Regions from separate parts of the Mus musculus genome. Here region 1 is linked to region 2. A link is a loop called in an ENCODE intact Hi-C map of the cell type or tissue named here. Cell type or tissue: left cerebral cortex. All regions are shown on one strand. Each heading gives the region's core, and the rest is flanking DNA. Links, peaks and the distances in the headings are about the cores only. Region 1 has its middle 260 kb from the start of Pom121l12. Region 2 overlaps 4930554G24Rik (RIKEN cDNA 4930554G24 gene).

The links. A loop is a pair of places that touch in the nucleus more often than their neighbours do. Peaks named below come from ENCODE experiments on the same cell type or tissue, not always from the same donor. Only the 100,000 strongest peaks of a DNase experiment are listed, where the experiment ranks them.
Region 1: a loop joins it to region 2, with 14 times the contacts of the local background. A loop is called at or near these places in 8 of 42 quality-filtered maps.

What each region holds. Positions count from the first base shown.
Region 1 is chr11:14,852,106-14,861,266 of GRCm38, forward strand. No RefSeq gene overlaps it. Among named protein-coding and RNA genes, the nearest start is that of Pom121l12, 260 kb to the left of the region's middle. In left cerebral cortex, for the core only: no CTCF peak of the experiment used is centred there; no DNase peak of the experiment used is centred there.
Region 2 is chr11:14,103,936-14,113,096 of GRCm38, forward strand. All of the region lies in intron 2 of 4930554G24Rik (RIKEN cDNA 4930554G24 gene), which reads right to left. Among named protein-coding and RNA genes, the nearest start is that of 4930554G24Rik, 71 kb to the right of the region's middle. In left cerebral cortex, for the core only: no CTCF peak of the experiment used is centred there; no DNase peak of the experiment used is centred there.

The sequences.
Region 1 (9,161 bases), core at 756-8,755, 750 kb after region 2:
TCAACATGCCAGCACCATTTGTTGAAAATGATATCTCTTTTCCACTGAATGGTTATATCGCCCTTGTCAAAGACCAAGTGACCATAGATGTGTGAGTTCATTTATGGGTCTTCAATTCTATTCCATTGGTCTACTTGCCTGTCACTATACCCGTACCATGCAGTTTTTTTTTTTTTTTATCACAATTGCTCTGTAGTTCAGCTTTAGGTCAGGCATGGTGATTCCACCAGAGGTTCTTTTATCACTGAGAAGAGTTTCTGCTATCCTAGGTTTTTTGTTATTTCAGATGAATTTGCAGACTGCCATGTCTAATTCCTTGAAGAACTGAGTTGGAATTTTGATGGGGATTGCACTGAATCTGTAGATTGCTTTTGGCAAGATAGCAATTTTTACTATATTAATCCTGCCAATCCATGAGCATGGGAGATCTTTCTATCTTCTGATATCTTCTTTAATTTCTTTCTTCAGAGACTTGAAGTTCTTATCATACAGATCTTTAACTTCCTTAGTTAGAGTCACACCAAGGTATTTTATATTACTTGTAACTATTTTGAAGGTTGTTGTTTCCCTAATTTCTTTCTCAGCCTGTTTATCCTTCATGTAGAGAAAGGCCATTGATTTGTTTGAGTTAATTTTATAGCCAGCTACTTCACTGAAGCTGTTTATCAGGTTTAGGAGTTCTCTGGTGGAATTTTTAGGGTCACTTATTTATACTATCATATCATCTTAAAAAAGTGATATTTTGACTTCTTCCTTTCCAATTTGTATCTCCTTCATCTCCTTTTGTTGTCGAATTGCTCTGGCTAGGACTTCAAATACTATGTTGAATAGGTATGGAGAAAGTGGGCAGCCTTGTCTACTCCCTAATTTTAGTGGGATTGCTTCCATCTTCTCCTCATTTACTTTGATGTTGGCTACTGGTTTACTGTAGATTGCTTTTATCATGTTTAGGTACGGGCCTCAAATTCCTGATCTTTCCAAGACTTTTATCATGAATGTGTATTGGATTTTGTCAAATGCTTTCTCTGTATCTATCGAGATGATCATGTGGTTTTTGTCTTTGAGTTTGTTAATATAGTCAATTATGTTGATGGATTTCCATATATTAAACCATCCCCATACTCCTTGGATGAAACCTACTTGGTCAGGATGGATGATTGTTTTGATGTGTTCTTGGATTCGGTTATCCAGAATTTTATTGATTATTTTTGCATCGATATTCATAAGGGAAATTGGTCTGAAGTTCTCTATCTTTGTTGGGTCTTTTTGTGGTTTAGGTATCAGAGTGATTGTGGCTTTATAGAATGAGTTGGGTAGAGTAACTTCTGCTTCTATTTTGTGGAATAGTTTGTGAAGAACTGGAATTAGATCTTCTTTGAAGGTCTGATAGAACTCTGCACTAAACCAATCTGGTTCTGGGCTTTTTTGGTTGGGAGACTATTAATGACTGCTTCTATTTCTTTCTTTCTTTCTTTTTTTTAAATATTTTTAATTAGGTATTTTCCTCATTTACATTTCCAATGCTATCGCAAAATTCCCCCATATCCCCCCCCCGCCCCACTCCCCTACCCACCCACTCCCACTTTTTGGCCCTGGCATTCCCCTGTACTGAGGCAAATAAAGTTTGCAGGTCCAGTCGGCCTCTCTTTCCAGTGATGGCCGACTAGGCCATCTTTTGATACATATGCAGCTAGAATCAAGAGCTCTGGGGTACTGGTTATTTCATAATGTTGTTCCACCTATAGGTTTGCAGATCCCTTTAGCTCCTTGGGTACTTTCCCTAGCTCCTCCATTGGGGGGCTATGATCCATCCAATAGCTGACTTTTGGCATCCACTTCTGTGTTTGCTAGGCCCCTGCATAGTCTCACAAGAGACAGCTCTATCAGGGTCCTTTCAGCAAAATCTTGATAGTGTATGCAATGGTGTAAGCGTTTGGAGGCTGATTATGGGATGGATCCCTGGATATGGCAGTCTCTAGATGGTCCATCCTTTTGTCTCAGCTCCAAACTTTGTCTCTGTAACTCCTTCCATGGGTGTTTTGTTCCCAATTCTAAGAAGGGGCAAAGTGTCCACACTTTGGTCTTCGTTCTTCTTCAGTTTCATGTGTTTTGCAAAGTGTTCAGCATCCTTAATCATCAGGGAAATGCAAATCAAAACAACCCTCAGATTCCACCTCACACCAGTCAGAATGGCTAAGTTCAAAAATTCAGGTGACAGCAGATGCTGGCAAGGATGTGGAGAAAGAGGAACACTCCTTCATTTTTGGTAGGATTGCAAGCTTATACAACCTCTCTGGAAATCAGTCTGGCAGTTCCTCCAGAAATTGGACATAGTACTACCAGAGGATCCTGTAATACCTCTCCTGGCATATATCCAGAAGATGTTCCAACTGGTAAGAAAGACACATGCTCAATTATGTTCATAGCAGCCTTATTTATAGAAGCCAGGAGCTGGAAAGAACCCAGATGCCCCTCAACAGAGGAATGGATACAAAAAATGTGGTACTTTTACACAAAGGAGTACTTCTCAGCTAATAAAAAGAATGAATTTATGAAATTCCTAGGCAAATGTTTGCATCTGGGGGGCATCTTCCTGAGTGAGTTAACCCAATCACAAAAGAACTCAAATGATAAGTACTCACTGATTAGTGGATATTAGCCCAGAAACTTAGAATTCCCAAGATATATGGTACAATCTGCTTCTATTTCTTTAGGGGATATCACACTGTTTAGATCATTAACCTGATCCTGATTTAACTTTGGTACCTGGTATCTGTCTAGAAATTTTTCCATTTCATCCAGGTTCTCCAGTTTTGTTGAGTATAGCCTTTTGTAGAAGGATCTGATGGTGTTTTGCGATTTCTTCAGGATCTGTTGTTATGTCTCCCTTTTCATTTCTGATTTTGTTAATTAGGATGCTGTCCCTGTGCCCTCTAGTGAGTCTGGTTAAGGATTTATCTATCTTGTTGATTTTCTCTAAGAGCCAGCTATTCCTTTGGTTGATTCTTTGAATAGTTCTTCTCATTTTCACTTTGTTGATTTTACCCCTGAGTTTGATTATTTCCTGCAGTATACTCCTCTTGGATGAATTTGCTTCCTTTTGTTCTAGAGCTTTTAGGTGTGTTGTCAAGCTGCTAGTGTGTGCTCTCTCTACTTTCTTTTTGCAGGTAGTCAAAGCTATGAGTTTTCCTCTTAGGAATGCTTTCATTGTGTCCCATAAGTTTGGGTATGTTTTGTCTTCATTTTCATTAAACTCTCAAAAGTCTTTAACTTCTTTCTTTATTCCTTCCTTGACCAAGGTATCATTGAGAAGAGTGTTGTTCAGTTTCCACGTGAATATTGGCTTTCTATTATTTATGTTGTTATTGAAGATTAGCCTTAGTCCATGGTGATCTGATAGGATGCATGGGACAATTTCAATATTTTTGTATCTGTTTAGGCCTGTTTTGTGACCAATTATATGACTAATTTTGGAGAAGGTACCACGAGGTGCTGAGAAGGCATATCCTTTTGTTTTAGGATAAAATGTTCTGTAGATATCTGTTAAATCCATTTGTTTCATAAGTTCTCTTAGTTTCACTCTATCCCTGTTTAGTTTCTGTTTCCAGGATCTGTCCATTGATGAAAGTGTTGTGTTGAAGTCTCCCACTATTATTGTGTGAGCTGCAATGTGTGCTTTGAGCTTTACTAAAGTTACTTTATCGAATGTGGCTGCCCTTGCATTTGGTGCATACATATTTAGATTTGAGTGTTCCTCTTTGAAGATTTTACCTTTGATGAGTATGAAGTGTCCCTCCTTGTCTTTTTTGATAACTTTGGGTTGGAAGTCGATTTTATTAGATATTAGAATGGCTACTCCAGCTGGTTTCTTCAGACCCTTTGCTTGGAAAATTGTTTTCCAGCCTTCATTCTGAGGGAGTGTCTTTGTTTTTTTCCCTGAGATGGGTTTCCTGTAAGCTGCAAAATGTTGGGTCCTGTTTTTGTAGCCAGTCTGTTAGTCTATATCTTTTTATTGGGGAATTGAGTCCATTGATATTAAGAAATATTAAGGGAAAGTAATTGTTGCTTCCTGATATTTTTGTTGGGATTCTGTTCTTGCTGATATCTTCTTTTAGATTTGTTGAAGGATTACTTTCTTGCTTATTCTAGTGCCTGGTTTCTGTCCTTGTATTGTTTTTTTTTTTTTTTTTTTTTCTGTTATTATCCTTTGAAGGGCTGGATTCTTGGAAAATAATGTGTGAATTTGGTTTGGTCATGGAATACTTTGTTTTCTCCATCTAAGATAATTGAAAGTTTTGCTGGGTATAGTTGCCTGGGTGACATTTGTGCAACTTGACCTTTTTCACTTACTGCTTTTAATATTCTACCTTTACATAGTTCATTTGTTGTTCTGATTTTTATGTGTCAGGAGGAATTTCTTTTCTGGTCCAGTTTATTTGGAGTTCTGTAGGCTTCTTGTACGTTCATGGGCATCTCTTTTTTTAGGTTTGTGAAGTTTTCTTCTACACTTTTCTCAAGGATATTTGCTGGCTCTTTAAGTTGAAAATCTTCATTCTCATCTACTCCTATTATCCGTAGGTTTGGTGTTCTCATTGTGTCCTAGATTTCCTGGATATTTTGAGTTAGGATCTTTTTGCATTTTGCATTTTCTTTGATTGTTGTGGCCAATTTCTCTCTGGAGTCTTCTGCACCTGAGATTCTCTTTTCCATCTGTTGTATTCTGTTGCTGATGCTCACATCTATGGTTCCAGATTTCTTTCCTAGTTTCAAGAAATGATTCCTTCACTCACTGTTCAACACTTTATCTCCATATTTTCTCCTGTGAGTATTTTGTTCTCCTTCTAAGAAAGACCTAAGCACCCATACTTTGGTCTTCCTGCTTATTGAGCTTCATGTGGTCTATGAATTTTATCATGGTTATTTGGAGCTTTTGTGCTAATGTCCACTTATCAGTGAGTGCATACCTTGTGTGTTCTTTTGTTCCCACACACATATGGTCACTTGATCTTTGACAAAGGAGCTAAAACCATCCAGTAGAAGAAAGATAGCATTTTTAACACATGTGGCTGGTTCAATTGGCGGTCAGCATGTAGAAAACTGTGAATTGACCCATTTTTTTTTTCTTAATTTTTTATTAGGTATTTAGCTCATTTACATTTCCAATGCTATACCAAAAGTCCCCCATACCTACCCACCCCCACTCCCCTACCCACCCACTCCCCCTTTTTGGCCCTGGCGTTCCCCTGTACTGGGGCATATAAAATTTGCGTGTCCAATGGGCCTCTCTTTCCAGTGATGGCCGACTAGGCCATCTTTTGATACATATGCAGCTAGAGTCAAGAGCTCCGGGGTACTGGTTAGTTCATAATGTTGTTCCACCTATAGGGTTGCAGATCCCTTTAGCTCCTTGGGTACTTTCTCTAGCTCCTCCATTGGGAGCCCTGTGATCCATCCATTAGCTGACTGTGAGCATCCACTTCTGTGTTTGCTAGGCCCCGGCATAGTCTCACAAGAGACAGCTACATCTGGGTCCTTTCGATAAAATCTTGCTAGTGTATGCAATGGTGTCAGTGTTTGGATGCTGATTATGGGGTGGATCCCTGGATATGGCAGTCTCTACATGGTCCATCCTTTCATCTCAGCTCCAAACTTTGTCTCTGTAACTCCTTCCAAGGGTGTTTTGTTCCCACTTCTAAGGAGGGGCATAGTGTCCACACTTCAGTCTTCATTTTTCTTGAGTTTCATGTGTTTAGGAAATTGTATCTTATATCTTGGGTATACTAGGTTTTGGGCTAACATCCACTTATCAGTGAGTACATATTGTGTGAGTTCCTTTGTGAATGTGTTACCTCACTCAGGATGATGCCCTCCAGGTCCATCCATTTGGCTAGGAATTTCATAAATTCATTCTTTTTAATAGCTGAGTAGTACTCCATTGTGTAGATGTACCACATTTTCTGTATCCATTCCTCTGTTGAGGGGCATCTGGGTTCTTTCCAGCTTCTGGCTATTATAAATAAAGCTGCTATGAACATAGTGGAGCATGTGTCCTTCTTACCAGTTGGGGCATCTTCTGGATATATGCCCAGGAGAGGTATTGCTGGATCCTCCGGTAGTACTATGTCCAATTTTCCGAGGAACCGCCAGACTGATTTCCAGAGTGGTTGTACAAGCTTGCAATCCCACCAACAATGGAGGAGTGTTCCCCTTTCTCCACATCCTCGCCAGCATCTGCTGTCACCTGAGTTTTTGATCTTAGCCATTCTGACTGGTGTGAGGTGGAATCTCAGGGTTGTTTTGATTTGCATTTCCCTGATGATTAAGGATGTTGAACATTTTTTCAGGTGCTTCTCTGCCATTCGGTATTCCTCAGGTGAGAATTCTTTGTTCAGTTCTGAGCCCCATTTTTTAATGGGGTTATTTGATTTTCTGAAGTCCACCTTCTTGAGTTCTTTATATATGTTGGATATTAGTCCCCTATCTGATTTAGGATAGGTAAAGATCCTTTCCCAATCTGTTGGTGGTCTTTTTGTCTTATTGACAGTGTCTTTTGCCTTGCAGAAACTTTGGAGTTTCATTAGGTCCCATTTGTCAATTCTCGATCTTACAGCACAAGCCATTGCTGTTCTGTTCAAGAATTTTTCCCCTGTGCCCATATCTTCAAGGCTTTTCCCCACTTTCTCCTCTATAAGTTTCAGTGTCTCTGATTTTAAGTGAAGTTCCTTGATCCACTTAGATTTCACCTTAGTACAAGGAGATAAGTATGGATCGATTCGCATTCTTCTACATGATAACAACCAGTTGTGCCAGCACCAATTGTTGAAGATGCTGTCTTTCTTCCACTGGATGGTTTTAGCTCCCTTGTCGAAGATCAAGTGACCATAGGTGTGTGGGTTCATTTCTGGGTCTTCAATTCTATTCCATTGGTCTACTTGTCTGTCTCTATACCAGTACCATGCAGTTTTTATCACAATTGCTCTGTAGTAAAGCTTTAGGAAATTGACCCATTCTTATCTTCTTGTACAAAGTTCAAGTCCAAGTGGATCAAGGACCTCCACATAAAACACTGAAATTTATAGAGGAGAGAGTGGGGAAAAGCCTCTTACACATGGGCACAGGAGAAACATTCCTGAACAGAAAGAACACCAATGGCTTATACTGTAAGAGAAAGAATGGACAAATGGGACCTCATAATATTGCAAAGCTTCTGTAAGGCAAAGGACATTGTTCAAAGGGCAAAAAGGCAACCAACAAATTGGGAAAAGATTTTTACCAATCCTACATCCAGTAGAGTGTTAATATCCAAAATGTGAAAAGAACTCAAGAAGTTAGACTCCAGAGAACCAAATAACCCTAATAAAAATGGGGTACAGAGCTAAACAAAGAATTCTCAACTGAGGAATATTGAATGGCTGAGAAGAACCTAAAGAAATGTTCAATATCGTTAGTCTTCAGGGAAATGCAAATCAAAACAACCCTGAGTTTCCAACTCACACCAGTCAGAATGACTACAACAAAAAACTCAGGTGACAGCAGATGCTGGCGAGGATGTGGAGAAAGAGGGACACTCCTCCACTGCTGGTAGGATTGCAAGCTGGTGCAACCACTCTGTCTGGTGGTTCCTCAGAAAACTGGACATAGGACCGGAAGATCCAGCTATATCACTCCTAGGCATATATCCAGAATATTCTCCAACATGTGATAAGGACACATGTTCCACTATGTTCATAGCAGTCTTATTTATAATAGCCAGGAGTTTGAAAGAACCCAGATGTCCTTCAACAGAGGAATGGATACAGAAAATGTGGTACATTTACACAATGGAATATAACTCAGCTATTAAAGATGATGAATTCATGAAATTCTTAGGCAAATCCTGAGTGAGGTAACCCAATTATAAAATCATTAGAAATTCTTATTGTGTACTTCAAGTGAACCTGCTATGCCAAGTTCCCCTTGTTCCCATTTACCATCCCTCTCCTGGTTACTACCATAAAACATAGCTTTCATAGGCTTGAGCCTTGCTGATTATTTTCTTTCTTGTTTGCAGTGAACTACTTTAATTTTTCTTAGGCTGAAATAAACTTTTTCACTTTGGTGCCTTTGTTTAAACATATACTCAGCTGCCTGACCCTACTTAGCAAAAATCAACACAGTTCCTGTTACTTTAATATTTACTTTCTGTTATTTCTATTAAACAGTGTAACTAACTTCTCCTTGATGATGTGTGCTTGAAGCTTTGGAAATATATATCAAATTAAGCAAAATGTCCTAATATGTATAACATCCTGGTTACATTTTATTTTTATATATACTATATAAGAAGAGTTTGTAAACTTTCTCTTTTCCTTTATTGGTGATAAAATTTCCCAACAATACATTTTGATTATGTTAGACCTTACTCTACTACTCCTGATGTATCCCCACCTCCCGTTTGTGTGCACAGTCTTTTGTGGTTTATTGTCCCAGCACACTCCCTTAGAGGAAAAAATACTTATTACCTATTAAGGTAATTATAGGTTGGGCTATGGGTAGTTATGGGTTGGGAATAGATTCTAAGTAGGGCTGTGTCTGAGTGTCCAATTCTCCTTTTATCTATAGGACTCCACCTGGTGCAGACTCATGCAGACCCTATGGATGTTGCCTCAGTCTCCATGAGTTCATATGTGTGTCAGCTCTGTTGGGTCTAAAAGGCTTTGATTCATTATTGTCCTTTATCCTTTCTGGCTCCTAAAATATTTCCATCTCCTATCCCACAGAATTCCTCAAGTTATGGAGGGAGTGATTTGGACATATCCCAATTATGGCTGAATATTTTAAGGTCTCTCATACTTGTATGGCTTTGGGTCTCTGTACTTCTTATTGACTACAGAACTGAGCTTCTCTGATGATAGCTGAACAAGACAGTGATCTATGAGACTAGTAGAATTTCTTAGGAGTCATCTAACTCCTGTGTTCTTTTAACAGAACAGCATGTATTTGATGTTTTCATACATTTCTGACATATCTAGTTTCAGATTCTTGACCGCCCAAGCAATGTCGGATATGGGATCTATCTCATAGAGTTGACCTTATATAAAATCAGATATTGGTTGGTTATTCCAATGAATTACGTGACACTACTATACCAGTGTATCTTGTAGATAAGCTACCACTGTAGA
Region 2 (9,161 bases), core at 393-8,392:
GGTCAAGAATCTGAAACTAGATATGTCAGAAATGTATGAAAACATCAAATACATGCTGTTCTGTTAAAAGAACACAGGAGTTAGATGACTCCTAAGAAATTCTACTAGTCTCATAGATCACTGTCTTGTTCAGCTATCATCAGAGAAGCTCAGTTCTGTAGTCAATAAGAAGTACAGAGACCCAAAACCATACAAAGTATGAGAGACCTTAAAATAATCAGCCATAATTGAGATATATCCAAATCACTCCCTCCAGGACTTGAAGAATTCTGTGAAATAGGAGATGGAAATATTTTAGGAGCCAGAATGGATAAAGGACAATAATGAATCAAAGCCTTTTAGACCCAACAGAGCTGACACACATATGAACACATGGAGACTGATGCAACATCCATAGGTTCTGCATGAGTCTGCACCAGGTGGGGTTCTAGAGATAAAAGGAGAATTGGACACTCAGACACAGCCCTACTCAGAATCTATATCCAACCCATAACTAACCCATAGCCCAACCTATAATTACCTTAATAGGTAATAAGTATTTTTTCCTCTAAGGGAGTGTGCTGGGACAATAAACCACAAAAGACTGTGCACACAAACGGGAGGTGGGGATACATTAGGAGTAGTAGAGTAAGATCTAACATAACCAAAACGTATTGTTTGGAAATTTTATCACCAATAAAGGAAAAGAGAAAGTTTACAAACTCTTCTTATATAGTATATATAAAAATAAAATGTAACCAGGATGTTATACATATTAGGACATTTTGCTTAATTTGATATATATTTCCAAAGCTTCAAGCACACATCATCAAGGAGAAGTTAGTTACACTGTTTAATAGAAATAACAGAAAGTAAATATTAAAGTAACAGGAACTGTGTTGATTTTTGCTAAGTAGGGTCAGTCAGCTGAGTATATGTTTAAACAAAGGCACCAAAGTGAAAAAGTTTATTTCAGCTTAAGAAAAATTAAAGTGGTTCACTGCAAACAAGAAAGAAAATAATCAGCAAGGCTCAAGCCTATGAAAGCTATGTTTTATGGTTGTAACCAGGAGAGGGATGGTAAATGGGAACAAGGGGAACTTGGCATAGCAGGTTCACTTGAAGTACACAATAAGAATTTCTAATGATTTAACGATTGTGTTACCTCACTCAGGATTTGCCTAAGAATTTTATGAATTCATCATCTTTAATAGCTGAGTTATGTTATATACCATCTTTATCTATTCCTCTGTTGAAGGACATCTGAGTTCTTTCAAGCTCCTGGATATTATAAATAAGACTGCTATGAACATAGTGGAAAATGTGTCCTTATCACATGTTGGAGAATATTCTCGATATATGCCTAGGAGTGGTATAGCTGGGTCCTCCGATCCTATGTCCAGTTTTCTGAGTAACCAACAGACAGAGTGGTTGCATCAGCTTGCAATCCCACTGGCAATGGAGGAGTGTCCCTCTTTCTCCACATCCTCGCCAGCATCTGCTGTCACCTGAGTTTTTTATTGTAGCCATTCTGACTGGTGTGAGTTGGAAACTCAGGGTTGTTTTGATTTGCATTTCCCTGAAGACTAAGGATATTGAACATTTCTTTAGGTTCTTCTCAGCCATTCAATATTCCTCAGTTGACAATTCTTTGTTTAGCTCTGTACCCCATTTTTATTAGGGTTATTTGGTTCTCTGGAGTCTAACTTCTTGAGTTCTTTTCACATTTTGAATATTAGCCCTCTACCAGATGTAGAATTGGTAAAAATCTTTTCCCAATTTGTTGGTTGCCTTTTTGTCCTTTGAACAATGTCCTTTGCCTTACAGAAGCTTTGCAATATTATGAGGTCCCATTCGTCCATTCTTGTTCTTACAGTATAAGCCATTGGTGTTCTTTCTATTCAGGAATTTTTCTCCTGTGCCCATGTGTAAGAGGATCTTCTCCACTTTCTCTTCTATAAGTTTCAGTGTTTCATGTGGAGGTCCTTGATCCACTTGGACTTGAACTTTGTACAAGGAGATAAGAATGGGTCAATTCACATTTTCCTACATGAATCCAATTGAATCAGCCACGTGTGTTAAAAATGCTAACTTTTTTCTACTGGATGGTTTTAGCTCCTTTGTCAAAGATCAGATGACCATATGTGTGTGGGCACAAAAGAACACACATGGTATGCACTCACTGATAAGTCGACATTAGCACAAAAGCTCCAAATAACCATGATATAATTCATAGACCACATGAAGCTCAATAAGAAGGAAGACCAAAGTATGGGTGCTTCGGTTTTTCTTAGAAGGAGAACAAAATACTCACAGGAGCAAATATGGAGATAAAGTGTTGAACAGTGAGTGAAGGAATCACTTGTCAGCCTTTTGGCTAAGATGAAGTGCAGAGAGTGAAGGAAAGGCCATCCAGAGTTGTCCCACCTGGGGATTTATCCCATAGAGTTACCAAACCCAGACATTATTGTGGATGCCAAGAAGTGCATGCTGAAAGGAGTCTGATATGGCTCTCTCCTGAAAGGCCCTGCCAGAGTCTTACAAATACAGAGGAGGATGTTCTGTTCTCAGACAACCATTGGTCTGAGCATGAGATTCCCAATAGAGGAGTTAGAGAAAGGACTGAAGGACTTGAAACACCCTCACAGAAGCCTGGGGAGGGAGGATGTGATAGGGTGTTTCCAGGAAAGAGGGAAACCAGGAAAGGAGATAACTTTTGAAATGTAAGTAACGAAAATATCCAAAAAAAAAAAAAAAAAGAATGTCTAATGATTTTTAAAATAATGATTTAACCAGACCTATTATCCTGTGACAGATAGGCTAAAGGCTAAAAGCCTTTGGGTAAAAGCCTCGGTACGAAGAATAAAGTGATGTGAACTGTTATAGGGTGTTTGCCTTGGTGCACATGTATGTATATGGAGAAGTGGGAGGTATAGGGAAGTGTGAAGTGGTGAATATGTATGAATGAGTTTATGCCAATGTAGGTGTTTTTTGTGTGTTAGTGAGTATTTATGTTAAAAGCATGTATGCTTAAGTTTGTGTGAATGTGTGTTTGTGTGTCTATATAAGTGCTTATGATAAACTCTGTGTGTGTGTGAGAGAGAGAGAGAGTATACACATTAGTAGTGGCTATTCTGTGATATGCATGAGCTCCTAGTAGAGATATGTGGAAGGTTGTCAAATTCAGGCAGGACAAAGTCCTGACCGATTTCTTGCAAGGTAAAATTACAGATGTCTTGAAATTCACTGCTGGCTGGGGCCATGATCTGGTGGATTAACCAAAAAAGGGAGTCCAAATCCCCTTTTCAGACTCTGACCATCCAGACTAGAGCACTGCAAAAAGAAACCTGATACCCAGTCCAGCTAGGCTACCACATGGACATTATTCCTATGACATTCATCTGGATAGAGATTTGTGCACTGAAGTATATTCTTACTCCTTTATCAGAATACAAAGTCGAGTTAGACCATGTTCAGTGTGGCCTACATCTGTGACTGAGTGTGTGGCTTTGTTAGTTCTGGCTGGAGATCCATGAAATAAAGGGAAGCTGAAAGATCACCTACCTGTTTTTGTCCCTAAAGTCATAAGATCTACTATTTGTTTCTCCCTGCTACAACACTGAACATCTAGTTTCTAAGGTATTATGCTATGCCTGCTAGCAAGAACAGATTACATTTAAATAACACTCCTGAATGAAGAAGTCATTAAAAAATTAAATTTAGAGAAATATGTAAGAATGTAATCTTTACAATTCAATAAAATATATTTTAATTTACGTCCTTTTTCTATCATTTTAAATACCTTACTGTAGACCGAACCTAGAACTTATTCCTTACCAGGCTGAGCTATATCTATAGCTGAGCAGTATCCCCAACTGTCTTTTTACTTTTTCTTTTCCTTTCTTTTTTTTTTTTTTTTTTACTTTTTATACTAAAATATGTCAGTAAGTTCTATAGCTAGCTCACTAAATTTTCCAAGTAGGCCTCAATTGGGCCTTGATCTGCTAATCTCCAAACACCAGCTCTCTGTGGCTGTGGTGATGGCCGTGTATCACCTGACTGCCTTAGAAACATTTTAAAGGATAAATTATTAAAAATAAACTACTGGTACATTAAAACTACTTAAGAATGACTGGATTGAAACAATAAAAGTAAAGGGAACATAGTATATTTATTGGCAACTACATCTGCAATGTATGTAGCTAATGATAATTTAATGGGAATTTCCACAAATCAGTATAAAAGGTTTGTGCAACCCACATAAAAAAGACTAAGAAACACTGCACAAAAAACGAGACCAGGATGATTAATGAGCATATAAATACCACATTAATCACAGATTTACAAAGTAAAATCATAAATACCACCATCACCCTCAGAGTGGTGAATCTGTTAACATCAGGCATTATCAGGGAGGGGGAAGATTCAGAAAATCAGGAACCCCATTGCACTGCTGCTGGGAGAATAAATCACTGCAACCACTTTTAAAAAACAGTCTGTCATTGCTTATTGATTCAAGGCATCTCCAAGCTATGTGTAGACATCCCAACACAGGATTTATGCCTTGCAGTATGTTTATGTGTAGAAAATATGCATACATAAGAAGATTCTTAGTACCAGTCTTCAATATAGTTCTTCATGCTAGAAAAATATTATATTCACATTACTTTAATATGGATAATTAAATTATAATGTAGACATTATACAGCCATGAAAATGAATGAACTAGATAGATAAGATAAAGTAGATGCGAATTACACAGAGGAGAAAGGGAGGACTGTGTGAAATACAGAGAGGTAATACTTATTTCTAGTTCAATACCAAGAAACAGAAGGGGATGTAAACTTGTTTGTTGGTATAACATCTGTGATTGTTAATTGTAGGTGTCAATTTGTCTGGTTCAATTTTGATCAAGTTAATTCTTTCGATGAAGTTATTTTTACATAGAGCGATGAGAAAGTTTCTGGAAGAGACTTACAATTGAATCCCTGACCGTTTCAGGAAGATTCATGTCAGCGTGGGATCTGTCCTGTGCCTGGGTAATTCACAAAGAGAGTTAAGTTTCTTTACTCAGGCTCACTGTACCGCTGCCTCATGAGAGATCCTGTTTTGTTTTATAGAGTGGAGGCTGCCACTGGCCCATAGGTTATGAATAATCTGAAGCTAAATGTTGCAGCATAATAGATCACATTGTGAACTCCAAGATTGTGAACTGCAAAAACCTTACTACAGTGTGGCTCATCCCTAGCACACACCTTTAACCCAGGAGTTGTCCAGAAACAAGAGTTAAATAAAGTCAACAATAGGTTAAGAGGCAGAGCAAGCAACCAACTGATAGGGAGCAAACACAAGAAAACCCAGAAAAAGACAGGAGCATCTTTAAGTTGAAGGGTATCTAAAACAGTGTGGACAAGGAGAAAAATCTTTTTTTCTTTGGGGGACATCAGGGGAGTAGAAAAGTCAACTGAGTGTTCCTCCAGCATCACGGTGACAGGCTCTGGAGTCTTCATTAGGTAAATAGAACTTTGAGGATTTTGTTTTTAAAACAACAGTTAAATCAATTGTAGTGTGTCCTTTGACAACACAAGTGTTCACATCTTTATCCTAGAAGTTCTTGCAAAAGTAAATTTCATTAAGCTACAATTGACCACATTCTCCATAAACAATGTAACATAATACTATCTTGACCAATATCACAGTTCAGACAGGGCAAGTTCCAGCCCTAATTATCTGTCCTCTTAGAAACTGAAAGGAAAAGTTATTGTGGATTAAATTGTATTAATTTATTGAAGCTGAAATCAAGCCAGGAAGGTAGGACCCTAATTGGCTTTCTCTAAACCTCATCAGAAGCTTGCCCATTTCAGGTCAGCTTCCTTTGGAAGAGCGATTAGCAACTGACTTCAGAACAAAGCTGGCCCTAAATGCCAATAATAAAAAGTGGCCCTCAGCTGGAGATGAGATCCTTATAATGCTACCTTCTTACTTATGTCACATTCGTTAATTTAAGTTTTAAGGGGAATTAACACAAATGAACTTCTGAGTGTTTTTTACAGTTCATGTACCATGACAGTTCTGCTTTTGATGTTTAATTATAAAATAGAACAAGACTGTGGAGAAGATAACAGAACAACAATGGAACAATTAAGAATTCATCAGAGAACAAAAATTTTGTAAGCACAAACCAAGTAAATAAATACAACACAGACAGTGCGACAAATCTTTCGCCCATGAATTCCTGACCCTGGCAAAAATCTAGAAGCAATATCAGTGGGGCTCATTCTTTATTCTGTTAACCACTCCTTCCTACATGATATATAAGTTACCATTCTCCCCTGCAGCAGATAACAATCAATTTTTCTCTCTAACCATTGGATTGATACTTTATATTTCCTGAGAAATTCCAGGGGGTAAATATTGACACCTGGATGTGATTTGATTTAGTTTTTCCTGATTACAGCTGAGATTGAGCACCGTGTCAAACAGCTATTGATTGCTGGATGATATTTTTACATAAGATTTTTTTTTACAGTCTTTTGCGTCTACTTCTTTCCTTAGTGATTTGTGAGACTCCATCATTAGCTCTTTATCTCTTTCACTGCATACCATTATTTCCTTTCAATCTATGTCTTTTCATTTCATGAGTAGACCATCTTAACTTGAGCAGAATGAAACTCACCTATGTTCATTTTTTTTTTTTTTTTTTTTTTTTTTTGTGATTAGAAACACTGATTGAACGCTCTTCTTGTTGTAAGTGGTGATGTGTAGCATCATCAGATATTTGCTCTCTGCTTTATTATAAATGTAGCATCTGACTATTATAAGCAACAGTTCAACTCATCTGAAGTCTAGTTTAAGCATGGTCCCTACAGAGTCTCACACTACAGATTCTTTCACTCTTGTCCTAGACTCCTTTCTGGACCCCTGAAACAAATACATAAGCTTATTAAGATTGAGTATGTCCATCTCCAACGACTATGGAAGAGATTTTGCCTTCTAGACTGTGACATAGAGAATATTTCTCAAGTGTTTACTTCCTCACATGCTTCTCATGTGGCCCTAACCTATAATCTAAGAGGCAGTCATCTGTTTCCTCTCTATCACTGAGTTTCACTACTTTCACCTTCGGCCACAACTGAAACCTCCCAAAGAAAGTTATCTTGTTTTAAGTATGTATGTGGTCAGCAGAGCACAGTCAGGCAATCTTTGAAATCCATTTACTTTAAAATAAAGTGTTTAGATGAATCTATGAACCTCATTTTACATGAAAAGGTTTAGGGTAATGGGTTCTGTCATCAGAAAGAGAGGTCCCACTTCATGATTTACTAGTGATACCATTTCATTCTTTGTTACCCTATCTCACATCTATGTTAACCTCAAATTCACATTTTCTTTAGAGCTTCTCTCTGTTAATATTGTTTATTACTTTAATGTATGCAATATACTTATATAAATTGTAAAGTTTAACCTGTATGATAACATATTAAATTCTTCTTACATTCATGGATGCTCTTATGGTGCTATAGTAAAATTGAATTATTTTAGCACAATTTTAACTAAAATGTTTCTATTCATGTGTGTCTTGCATCAAAGTGATTTAGGCAGCTGGCTCTTTGTTCTTTCTTTACATACGGGTTGGCATAGTTTGTTTTGTTATGAACACAGATCTTCAGCATACATTTAAATGTGGTTCTCTAATCTGCCTACAAATATGGGGTATGTGTATGGCCTTGAATTCAGGAAAGTCAACATAAACATTATATTAAAACAGTATTTTTGTATGTTTAAATATCATATTTAAATCAACTTGAGGTCTGCAATTCGGAAATTTAAGTCAAAGAATCAAATTGTTCCATTTTTAACAGGAACAATTTATTTTAGTCTATTTTATTTAGTCTACTTTGGGTCAGTTACATAATATCAGAACAATATACTCTTCTTATTACCTAAGAATCTTCATGAGAAGGAGCTAAACCTGACCTTTAGCATACTGTATTTGTTTCTCTGTTTGTTTGAAACAATGACTCAGAGCATACTGAGCTAGAACATGCTATGAATATCAGGTCTTTAATATAAAATTCTTCCTACTTCCTTTTTTTTATTACGTATTTTCTTCAATTACATTTCCAATGCTATCCCAAAAGTCCGCGCCCTCCCCACTCCCCTACCCACCCATTCCCATTTTTTGGCCCTGGCGTTCCCCTACTTCTTTTAAAGTGTAATAAAAATGTGTGAATGTGCAACCTGTGCTTTCTCTGGGACAAAGGATGCTGGTTGGCTGGGGCAGAAGAATCAGCTGTGACTCATAAGGGATGGCAAAGTTGAGGTAAAGACTTCTTGGAGTGTGTTTCCTTGAGATCAGTACAGGGCAGCTATGATGTGGGGGCACAAGGCTGAACTTCAAGCTGTCTGTTAAACACGTAAGATTCTCCCACATGGTACTGGACTTAGCAGCACGAAATCTTCAGGACTGAACAGAATTGGAGAAGCTGAAACCAAAGAAACAGAAAGCTGGCACTCTGTGGCAGGGTCAGAGTCCTAGAAAGGAAGTCAGAGGAGGTCATTGGTGAAGGTATTGTCACCTTGGAGACACTAGGGTATTAGAGGAGCCAGGATGATGTAACATCCACCAAAGACAGTGGCATATGTCTATGAGCCTTTTAGACACCTGCACATTGTAGGTGGTAGAGCCAGATAACGAGAACTTCTCATGCCTTCTAGAGAACATATCAGTAGTAAGTCTTAGCTATTGGAAAGTGTGATTTATTTATTTATTTATTTATTTATTTATTTATTTATGCATTATGTATATAGTGTTTTGCCTGCATGTATGTTTGCAGGTCAGAAAAGGGCATTAGATTTCATTATAGATGGTTGTGGGGAACTATGTAGTTGCTGGGAATTCGGCTCAAGACCTCTGAAAAAGTAGCCAGTGCTCTTAACATCTGAGCCATCCCTCCAGTCACAGTAAACTATTTCCATTCTTTCATTTGGGGGTTTACTTTGATTGTGACTTGCTCTGGTTCATTCTTTTGGAATAGGAATCATGTAACTTAGTTTTATTTATTTTTTTTTTTTAGGGTAAGAGATCTTCGGTTTTAAAAGATCTTTAAAACATTGGAATTTCTTAAAGATTATAGAACTTTCAAAATTACATTGTATTTTATATTACGATAGTAACATGA